Linked DNA regions of Homo sapiens: region 1 is linked to region 2. The links are chromatin loops, found by intact Hi-C in ENCODE. Cell type or tissue: transverse colon. All regions are shown on one strand. Each heading gives the region's core, and the rest is flanking DNA. Links, peaks and the distances in the headings are about the cores only. Region 1 overlaps TNC (tenascin C). Region 2 overlaps DELEC1 (deleted in esophageal cancer 1).

Evidence for each region. Hi-C counts contacts between places; a loop is a spot of excess contacts. Peaks named below come from ENCODE experiments on the same cell type or tissue, not always from the same donor. Only the 100,000 strongest peaks of a DNase experiment are listed, where the experiment ranks them.
Region 1: it touches region 2 in a loop (8-fold over the local background); 1 of 110 quality-filtered maps calls a loop at or near these places.

What each region holds. Positions count from the first base shown.
Region 1 is chr9:115,054,317-115,059,703 of GRCh38, reverse strand. TNC (tenascin C) reads left to right here. Exons shown (of 28, transcript NM_002160.4): 15 at 2,279-2,551. Among named protein-coding and RNA genes, the nearest start is that of TNC, 61 kb to the left of the region's middle. In transverse colon, for the core only: no CTCF peak of the experiment used is centred there; no DNase peak of the experiment used is centred there; H3K27ac peaks cover 2,573 bases.
Region 2 is chr9:115,334,164-115,339,550 of GRCh38, reverse strand. The region is part of intron 4 of DELEC1 (deleted in esophageal cancer 1); the gene reads right to left. Among named protein-coding and RNA genes, the nearest start is that of DELEC1, 200 kb to the right of the region's middle. In transverse colon, for the core only: no CTCF peak of the experiment used is centred there; no DNase peak of the experiment used is centred there.

The sequences.
Region 1 (5,387 bases), core at 122-5,121, 280 kb after region 2:
CTCCCCAAGGTTCTTTGCTTCCTTTTCAAGAGATCATGCGCGGAGTCAGCATCTCGCCATAACTGAATCCTTTTCATGTGCCTTTCAGTGGCCGGCTGTGCATGCTCAGAGACCTCCCTGTGGGCTATGACTTTGTCCTCATGCCTTTGCCATGTGGATGGTGAATGATGCAGGTGTTGCCCTTTCTGATCTCCAGCCCCCCAGCCTTTCATACTTTACCTGGCTGATTCTACATCTTTTTTGAATGATGAATTTTTGTTTCAGGAATCAGCCTGATGGTTTTAATTCACTTCTCCAGTGCTTGGAGATAACTAAAAGCTTCCCTCCCTATATATGAGTTCTGGTGGAACACAGATTATTTACTTCTGAGAGTCTTTTGCTAGTTGGAAATGGTGCTTTTCTATCTCTAAATCCCTCAAGGATATGGGTAGTGTGGTTCTTGCATGTAAGAAATGTTTCTTTAAAATGCACCCAGTATAATAAGAGAACTGAATTACCCTCCTCCGGGCAGTTCTCTCAGATACTGAGTCATTGTTAGAACATCAAATTAGCAAATAGCTAGACCAGAAGGAAAAAAAAAGAAATTACACAATTATGACTGGAGACTGTACCAAAGAGAAAGCCATTCATTAGCACAAGTACACACAGCAGCTTTTGGAACAAGGAATGTCCTGGGCTATGAATGTCAAAGAACTGATACCCTTTTTGCTCTTTTAATCAAGAGTTTCTCTCTGGAGTGTTGGCCTTTGGATGGCAAACTCCCAGCCCCAGACCCAGGAGGGTGCATTATAGTTTACTCGTCACTCTACCCCTGTTACAAGACTTCAGTGTTTCCCGGGGGCCTGCCAAAGTCAGCAGCCTTCCTCTGACACAGTTTTCCGTTGCTCATCTTTATTATGTGCCTCCATGGGTTTGAAGCTCGGTAGAGACTATCGCTTCATTTTGCATATGACTGCTCCCCTTTTTAAATAATTATTGCAACTAAACTTTAATGCATACCTGTACATCCCAGTTGAATCTAGCAAGAGCATAGCTCTGCATTTTAACCTCAGTCATTTCACTAATTTTCACTGAGATAAAGAAACATAAAGCACAGGCAACCACTGCCAGGACGGTGACCCTGAAATGCCTAGAATTTGCAGCCGAGGCTACTCTGAAGGCACCCGGACCTCCTTTTTCTGAGACCCATAAACCATCCCTTCCCAGAAGGCAAAGTAATCACCCACCACTTCTGATCTTTTCTGCAGATCTTGTGGCTTGGGTGTCCTCAGTATTTTTATGTGTGTGTGTTTTTCTTCTTAACAATAGCAACATTCTTGCCACTGATGAATTGGCCTATGGGCAGGAAGTTCCATAATCCCATCTGATCTGTATCTCAACAAATCTATTAGAAGGATCTCAGAGACCAGGAGCCTTCTTTCTTGCTAAAGAGACAGTACTAGCTTTTCAAACCCTGCTCCTACCTGCCCTCTGCATGTTTTATTCTTATGGTTGGGGAAAGCACTGGCAGGACCATCTTCAAGACAAAATGTTATTTCTTCGCTGAAAGGGATGGCCTAAACTGCCTTGCCTTGGCTTAGCCCTCTTGGTTGGCAATGCAATACTAGCCTTTTTGGCCCACATAGCAGCAGTTAAGAGAGGACAAGCTATTTTAACAGAATATGAGAATGGCTGGCTGGTCCTTCTCTAAAGTATGAAAAAAATACCAAGAATTACACTGAGAAATTGGTAATTACCATTAAGTCACAAAATCAGAAGCCTCAAGTTACCACCTTGGGAAGGTAATGGCATCAGAATTATTTAGCCCTCATTTGAATAGATGGGAGCTCCTTCAAAGTAAAGAATGTCTGTGGAAGGCATCCAAGTAATCTTGGTTTCCTTAATGCAATTCAAGAGACTGGAAGTTGCCAGGACTCATATCTTTTGACCAGTGGCCAGCAACCCTGAGGTAGGGCTCCCAGAGGCAAGTGTGGTTAAGATGCAACAGTTCCTGATAAGATCATTCAGCACATCTTCTTGGCCAGGGCCTGATTATATGTGGCAACTGCATGTAGAGAAATCTAATTGCCATACCTTCCTTTTTCTAATTTCTTTTAACAAAACTGCTTTTTCTCTCCCTTTGGCACTAATTGGTAACATTGCTTCCTTCCATCATAGCCCTGAATTATCAGATCTCTCTACCCAGCAATGGTTCTATTAACAACCTCAATCTTAAAACACAGCCAAATAATTAACTCAAATTTATTTTTTTCTTCTCCCCTACCCCTTCCTTTTACAGCCAAAGAACCTGAAATTGGAAACTTAAATGTTTCTGACATAACTCCCGAGAGCTTCAATCTCTCCTGGATGGCTACCGATGGGATCTTCGAGACCTTTACCATTGAAATTATTGATTCCAATAGGTTGCTGGAGACTGTGGAATATAATATCTCTGGTGCTGAACGAACTGCCCATATCTCAGGGCTACCCCCTAGTACTGATTTTATTGTCTACCTCTCTGGACTTGCTCCCAGCATCCGGACCAAAACCATCAGTGCCACAGCCACGACAGGTACATGTGCATTCTCCCATTTCTAACGCACTCTCTCCACAGTCTTCTTTGCAGGGTGAAGCCTCTCCTTCTCCTCTCCCATTGATGTACAAGCCACAGGGCACTAACTCTTCCATGGTGCTAGGCTGGGGTGCTGTTTAACATAACTCTTTTCCAACAGCAGCCCAAATAATGCATTGCCATAAAGACATGTGCCTGATTTATCACTGACCAGGATGTTTACAGCATAAAATGTAGTTCAGTCTAATTTGCCATATGGAATCTAGAGAAAAGAATTCTAACCTCTCATAACTAAAAAGCTATATAACTAGACCTGTTCTTGACTTTGAAAGATGTCTGCCTCAGTCAAAGAGGTCTTGTAAATTTTATTTTGTATTATCTTAGTGTCTTTGTCTTCCTAGTCTCTTGGACCTCGCAATACCCAAATATCCCAGTGATTTAATAATCATGTTGATGGTGTTGGGTATTTTTTTCCAACTGGGAAAGTAAAGGGAAACAGCAAAGATTACTTATCAGATGAGTGCAGGAGGCAGCCATGCCATTCAGACCACCCCAGTTCCAACACCACCTCTAGAAGATCAGAACATGCTGTCTTGCCCTCAGAATAGTGAATGATAAATGGCAAAAATAAAAGTAGAATAGTTGTGTTCAAACAAGGGACTTAGTTTAAAAAACAAAAGAATAAACTGCTCTCACTTTAAATTTGTGGTGTCTGTGAGATGTGCACTAAGTCAGATGCTCTTTGCCATGCAGTAAAAGACAACCCTATGTGAATTTAGAAAGGGGAGCCCCCCTTTCTAATGCTACATTCAAAGTAGCATTCTTAGCACAATTTAGACAGTGCCTTCTCTGGAGAGGTAAATGAAGAAATCACAAACTAGAAAAAAAGAAACAATATCTACAGAACAAACACAGGAGAAATGAAGAAATCACAAACTAGAAAAAAAAATATTGTCTACAGAACAAACACAGGATAATTTTTCCTTATAGTTTACAAAAAGGGGACTCATGGTCTGGGAAATCCAAGAAAAGGGTTGACATCGTAGCATCAAAATTGCCTGTCATTTAGGTCACCCATGGTTGAGAGAGGGTCTGTCCTCATTCTACATGAGGCTACAAATTGTCGTCAGGGTGATCCATGGATAAGGCAGAGAGAGCCAACATTATCCAGTTGCTATCTCAGCCAGGTTCAAGTATAAAAAAACTTAGAGGAGAAAATTAGGCAAACATATATGTTTGTTTCTCATGGCTCAAACCGATTTTCAACAAGGGACAAATTATTTTACCATTAACAAAGGGTAAAGTCTAAAACTTTATGGATTTAGTCTTATGTGTTTTGATTTTGACTCTACAATGGTGTTTTAAATTGACACACTTTCTTTTTTCTTTTTTTTCTTGCTTTAGTAGCCAAACCTCTTCTTAGCCACCTCACTGTCTCAAACATGACCTGGGGCAGTGTGTCCATCTCGTGGGAAGCTCAGGAGTCTGCCTTTGATAGCTTTCTTATAGAAGTTAGTAATTCCGATCACCCCCATGAGACCATGGTGCTGTCTGTGCCTGGGGTGTCTCGCAGCTCTGTCATCACCAACCTCAAAGCTTCTTCTAATTACACTGCCCACCTTCATGGGCTGATTGGCGGGCAGCGTGCTCAGACCCTGATGGTCCAAGCAACCACAGGTATTTCCTATTATGGCTTCTTCACTCTTCATTGAATTTCCTCTGAATAGCTTTCCAAAAATCACCCGCTACCCACTTTTCACCCTCCTAGTTGCTCCCAATCCTTCTCAAATTTGATAGAGCCATCCAAATCAAAGCTTTAAAGCTTTAAAATAACTCTCACCCCAAATTAAAGAATTTCAGTGTCAAACCTCTTTTTCCTAAATATCCATTCACATCTGGAGTTGTTCTGTTTGTTTGTATAAAGTTAACCTGACTTGCTTTGGTTGAATTTCTAAATCATCTTTTCATCTGATCTTGAATAATCTTTTTCAATCCCACCCATTATCATCTGCCTGTGGTCGTTCTAATCAAAGTTTGCCTATGTCATGTTCAAAGAGGTATGTGCATGCCATTTCTGGTGACTTGGTCAGAAAGATCTACACTCTTTTTCTCTCTAGCAGGATTTTAAAAAATAAAGGTGCCCTGAGCATGCTGAGAATAGACTCTGAATCACAACCCAAGAATTGCATGAGAGGACCCAGTAGTCTTATCTTGTTCTCGTGATTTTTGTCTGAAGACTACTCTTTTTTGACATGTACTTTGTCAAGCACATTTTGTCACCCACTGATAGCTGTCACAAAGTCTCAGGCTCTTCTTTCAAGCCATCATCTTGTCCAAATCTTGGTGCATGTGGTGAATATTCAGAGCATTAAATTTTGAAAATGTTTCTTTTTCCTGGAAGCAGCTAGCATGTCCATGAGTCATTTCAGAAGGTTTAAAGTGGTGGGAGAAAAATGCCCCTCATTTTGCATGGAACATTGACCATACCCTAACTACCACTATCTTTCTCTGTTTTTTCTTGCATCTCATTTCTCAGCTTGGTTGCACCCTTTGAGAGGCAGCTGGAGGTAAAGCTGACCTCAAGAACCTGAGTCTTATTCTGCATGGTGAATCTGTTGGCATTGATAGTCTGTCTGGTAGCATGAGAAGAATCCCAGCATGCATCCTTAATTTGGGAGATTGTTTCTACAGCAAAATATAGGGAAATAACAGAGTTCCACTTGGAACATTTTAATCTTTTGTGTGGTTGAGGGAATTTGTCAAAGCTATAGCTGCAAATGATTGCATTGTTACCTTCTGAAACTAATTGATAAGGAGGATATCCCATGTCAATGCT
Region 2 (5,387 bases), core at 69-5,068:
CTTACATCATTATTATAGTACACTGCATTTATCCATCATTCATTCATTGATTCGTTTGTATTATTTCATTCAGAATATGTTTATAACTTGGTATTTTCCAGGTTCTGTGATAAGTTCAAAAGATACCACAGTGAGGAAAGCAGACATGGATTTTGTCTCTTGGTGCTTATGGACTAATGGGAGAGAAGGGCATTATATAGATAGTAATTCAAATATTTTATTATAGTTGTGATAGTGCAAAAAGTGAAAGATACAGAAAATCAGAGCAGTATATAACAGAGCATAAACTGTGTGTGTGTGTGTGTGTGTGTGTGTGTGTGTGTATTTTCATGGTAGTGAGGTGGAGAGTCAATGCTTAAAAATAGTGAATACTTTCCTTAGAACATGTCAATTAAACACAGCCTAAATAATGAGTAGGACATCAGCAGGTTAAATGTCTGTGTCTTGTGTGTGCAGAGGGTGTTCATGGGTGGGGGTAGTTAGACACAAGCCTTTCAGAAAGAGATCAATTGGCAGCAAGATGACCACCAGGTAGGAAAGAGCTTGGCATCTAGAAAGCTGTTTGGGGAAGAGACAGGAAAAGACACATTCTGTCGAGTCTGAGATTTGTCTCACTTTTTCCTGTTGGCTTATACCAATGCTGCCAGCTACACAGAAGAAAAGAAGAAAGAGAAGGAGGAGAGAGAGGAGGAGAAGGAAAGGAGAAGGGAAATGTGGAAGGGGAGAAGGAAGAGGACTTTTGGATTTCTTTAAAAGGAAAGAGGAAATATAATTATTCTTTATGGAATTTTTGCCATTCTGCCTGGGTTCTCTGTCTAACGAGTGACCTCATTTCACTCCACCATTTGGGAAAAATGATAGGGATTATCTAGAACTTCTCTCTTTTCTTCACATTCAGCATCCAATTACCACTGTTTCTACCCACAGAATCTTCAAATCTGGGGGACAGGCTTGCTGAGGACAACATGGAGAATCCCCCGGTGCCCATGGGTTCCTGGGCATATTGGCCATGTTTGAACCAGCTTCCTTTCACAGAGTACTTAGCCATCATCTGGGGCTGGAAGAGGTCCTGTAGCAAACGAGGATTTCTGGCTGAGGCTACCCCCTGGTGCTATCCAAAGGCTTCTGGACTGACCCCAGCCTTTGACCACCCGATGGGTGTCAGCAACAGGGTCTTCAACTTTTCTATCCTAATTTCCTCCTTTCCTGTCCGTGACCGTCATATCTCCTACCCTCTCTACCCTCACATTCTATAAAATGTGCAGGAAATTTTATAGTTCAGGGAAGCCTGTGAGCCCTATGTAAATCAGACACCACCTCCTCAAACCTGACTGTAAATCTGGCGCATCTGCCACCAGCCGTCTTTCCTCTCAGAAATCCCATCTCTCTCAATAGAGAACTGTTTTTCTTTCTCTTTCTTCTGCTTTTTAAACCTCCACTCCAAAAAATAAAATAAAAATTAAAAAAAGAAAGAAAACAAAGAAAATCCCTGACATTTCCTTGCTAATAGAAGTTACTGAACTTAGGCTAGGCATGGTGGCTCACATCTATAATTCCCACAGTTTGAGATGCCAAGTGGGGGAGGTTTGCTTGAGGCCAGGTGTTTGAAACTTGCCTAGGCAAAATAACAAGATCCTGTCTCTACAAAAATAAAAATTAAAAAAAAATTAGCCAGGTGTGGTTGTGTATGCCTGTAGTCCCAGGTACTCCAGAGACTGAGGCAGAAGGATTGCTTGAGTCTGCAAGTTCGAAGCTGCAGTAAGCCACATATGATAATCCACCACACTTCAGCCTGAGTGACAGAGCGAGGTTCCATCTCTTAAAAAAAAAAGTTACTGAATTTCATTGGAACTGTTTATTTCACAATTTCTTAACCATATCTTGAATTTGCCAGGGGCGTGGACAAGTTCCTCCAAATCTAGACCACATATATACCTAATATTGATATTTTCTGATATCCACTGATTAGTTAATATTATGAACTAACTGTACTAAATAATTTACATATGTAATTTAATGTGACACATATTATTATAATGCAAGTACTTTTCCCAAGATCACAGATAAGAAGTGGCAGAGACAGTACTCAGGACAAAACTCTTTTGATTCCAAAGTCTGTATTATTAACCGGTATACTTTACTCATTCTCAAAATGTGGAGTAAAATAGAAAATTAAATTTTGAGGTAGAAAATTTACTTATAAATTATATCATTCTTAAATTATATATATATATATATATATATATATATATTTCATGTTGAGGGAGGAGAAAGTGGCATACACATAAATAAAGGAAGTGGTAGGCTGAATAATGTCCCTGCACAAGACATCCTCATGCTTGGATTCTGTGGCTATTCATTATCTCATGTTGCAAAAATGAGATTTTGCAGGAATGATTAATTAAAATTTTTCAGATGAAAAGTTTATCCTGGATTATCTAGGTAGACCCTAAATGTAATCACATATATCCTTATAAGAAGGAGGCAAAGGGAGATTTCACACTCAGAAGAGGAAGCAATGTGATTACAGGGGCAGAGATTGGAGTAATGCAGCCACCAGCCAAAAAATAAAGACAGCCACTAAAAAATCAAAGGGGCAAGGAACACACTATCCCCTAGAGCACCCTAAAGTAACACATCCTACTGACAACTTGATTTCAGCCCAGTAATACTGATTTTGGACTCTTGGTCTCCAATAATTGGGAAAGGATACATTTCTCATGTTTTAGGCCACCAAATTTGTGTAATTTGTTATAGTAGCCATTAAAATTAACACATGGGACAAATGAATGTTTATTTAGCAGAATGAATGAATAAGTGGTGAATGTATAAGAGAACAAATAAATTGTACAGTGAAGGATTCCGATCAAAAACACATAGAATTTATAACTTCCAGGGTAAGCCTTACACAATTGTACATATGACAGAACTGGGACTGAGTTTAAATGACTTTTATAAATCACCAGCTAATGAGAAAAGGATTTGGGAATAGACGCCAGGCTTCCTGACTCCTAGTTATGCCTCTTTGAAACTGTAATCCACTTTCTCCTCCCTCAATACAAAATATATATATTTAAGAGTGATAGAATTCATAAGTAAATTTTCTACCTCAAAATTTAAATTTCTGTTTTACTGCACACTTACTTATGTCCAGCTGATGTATAATTGGTGGGGAGCAGAGACCACAGTTCCTCAGCCACCACAGCTGTGAACCCCGTGAGAGCAGAAAACATCCTTTTTTTTCACATTATTTCTAGTCCCTGGCATGATGTCTGGTACCTAGTAATACTTGGTGAATATTTGATTAAATAAAGAAGAAATGAATCAAAGAAATTGAATATCAGACTCAGTAAAAATTGTGATTTAGTACATTTTCCCCTTTTATTATGACCCTGAATGCTTGAGTCACTAAAATATTGGTAAAAATAATTTCCAAATGAGTGGGAAATGTTAGCTGGTAGTATAGTTATGGATGTGTCCGTCTTCACCATGAGCTGAAAATGTTATGAGAGGAGACAATGTTTTCCGGTGTTTCAGTATTTCTCCTCTCATGGGGGTTGAACAAATCTGTATTCAATGCAAGTAAAGCTATGTCAAGGCCCCTTTCTCTGGGACTTTTATGCTTCTGGGACTCAAATCTCACTGTGTCTTTCTGTGACTTTGTGAAAAGGCTCCAACTTGAATATAAGTGGCATTTGTATCATTTCAGCCACCATGCACCCCCATCGCTGTATGTAATTGAGAGCTAACTCTTTCTTCCTCAGGGAGGAATTACCTACGGAAGATTCATGCCTTTGGGATGTGGCGTTCCCAGTTGAAAGGCTCCTGTTAATTTATAGGAGGCTATAAATCAGCAGGAAAAGAAACATTGGCCCACAACCCATGAAAGGAAAATACATCCTTCAGGACCAAATGCAAACCTGGCCACAAACTTATGGGTGATTTAAGACCCTGGGCTTACTTACCTGTCCCTGGCTGATTTAGATTCTTTGGGGCTTCTCTGCTTAGAGCAAGGGAAGGAGGGTTTTGCACAGATCAGTGACCACGAATGAAAGAGATACAAAATGTCATTCAGTTAATGATACATCGCCAACCATGCTATTTCTCCTGAAAAGAGTGATGCCATCCTTTGCATCATTTACCATGACCCTGCCAATTGGCTGTGGCCCTTGTGGGCCCTTGGGCCAAGGTTTATACTTGTAGGAGGCAGCTCATATTCAGATATTAATTTAAAACTGACATTCTTAGCCTTGGCCAAGGTGTTTAACAGACTGCTCTTGTGGGCTGGAAGCAAGGAAAACAAACAACAACAAAAAAAACATGTCTATAACTTCTTTGAGGTGGTGGTTCCCCAGATGCATATAAATGTGAAAACTCATCTAACTGAATACTTAGAATCTGTATATTTTATTGTATGCAAGATTATAAGAAAGTTCCAATGGCATTATTTCTGGGAGTGATAAATGATTATTTAATAACTAGAAACTATTTGTCAGTTTGTGATTTCTGATCAAGGCAATAAATGTTTCCCAAGCACCTGCAATTATTGGTCAAATTCTGCATTAGATGCTGGAGATAGAAAGTCCCTGTCCCCAAGTGGCTTCTGGGCCAGAGGAAGAGGCCAGGCATTTAAAGAGACAATTCTAAGAGAGCCCAGTGAGTGCTATGATGAGGTACATATAGAGAGGGGATATGGGATCAGACAACCCATTTGACTTACTTGGAGGTCAAGGGTAGATTTCTAGGGCTTGAGGAAGGATAGAAGTTTTCTATTCAAAGAGAAGGACAATTGGAATAGGGAAAAGAGCCTTAACAAAGAAACATGCAGTAGTGTGAAATAACAGTTTGGGGTTTATTTAAATCATTATGAGTAGTAGTGTTGGATCAGAAAGTATGAGGTTGGAGAGGGCAGTCAATGAGACTGGAAACCTTAAAAAATGAATTTTTTCCAGATGAAAGATTGTCTCCACTGAGTTCAAGGAAAGCATACTAGAGACTGCATCCACATTTAGGTAGACATGGGAACAAGGGAATATTATTTTATTCTGTTTTACCCATTGACATAGTGGAATAAAAAGTAAGATAATGAAGGTAGCATTGTACAGGGGTGAGTAGGCTGGATAGAAACTAGGAGACCTGGGTTCCAGGCCCCTCTGTTTCAGGACATTTACAGTGTGACTTTGGGCAGGCCTCTGCTTCTCTGAGCCTGTTTTTCACAAGTCAGTTGGGGATAATAATAGCTACTTCACAAACTTTGAGTGAGATGCAGAGATATATTGGGTAAAGCTCTTTGGATATTATAAAAGCTTTTCTTACATTTGGTTATAAAATTGATAGGAGGTGCAGGAGGAAGTTTACATATATCAAGTTATTTCCAACTTTTAATT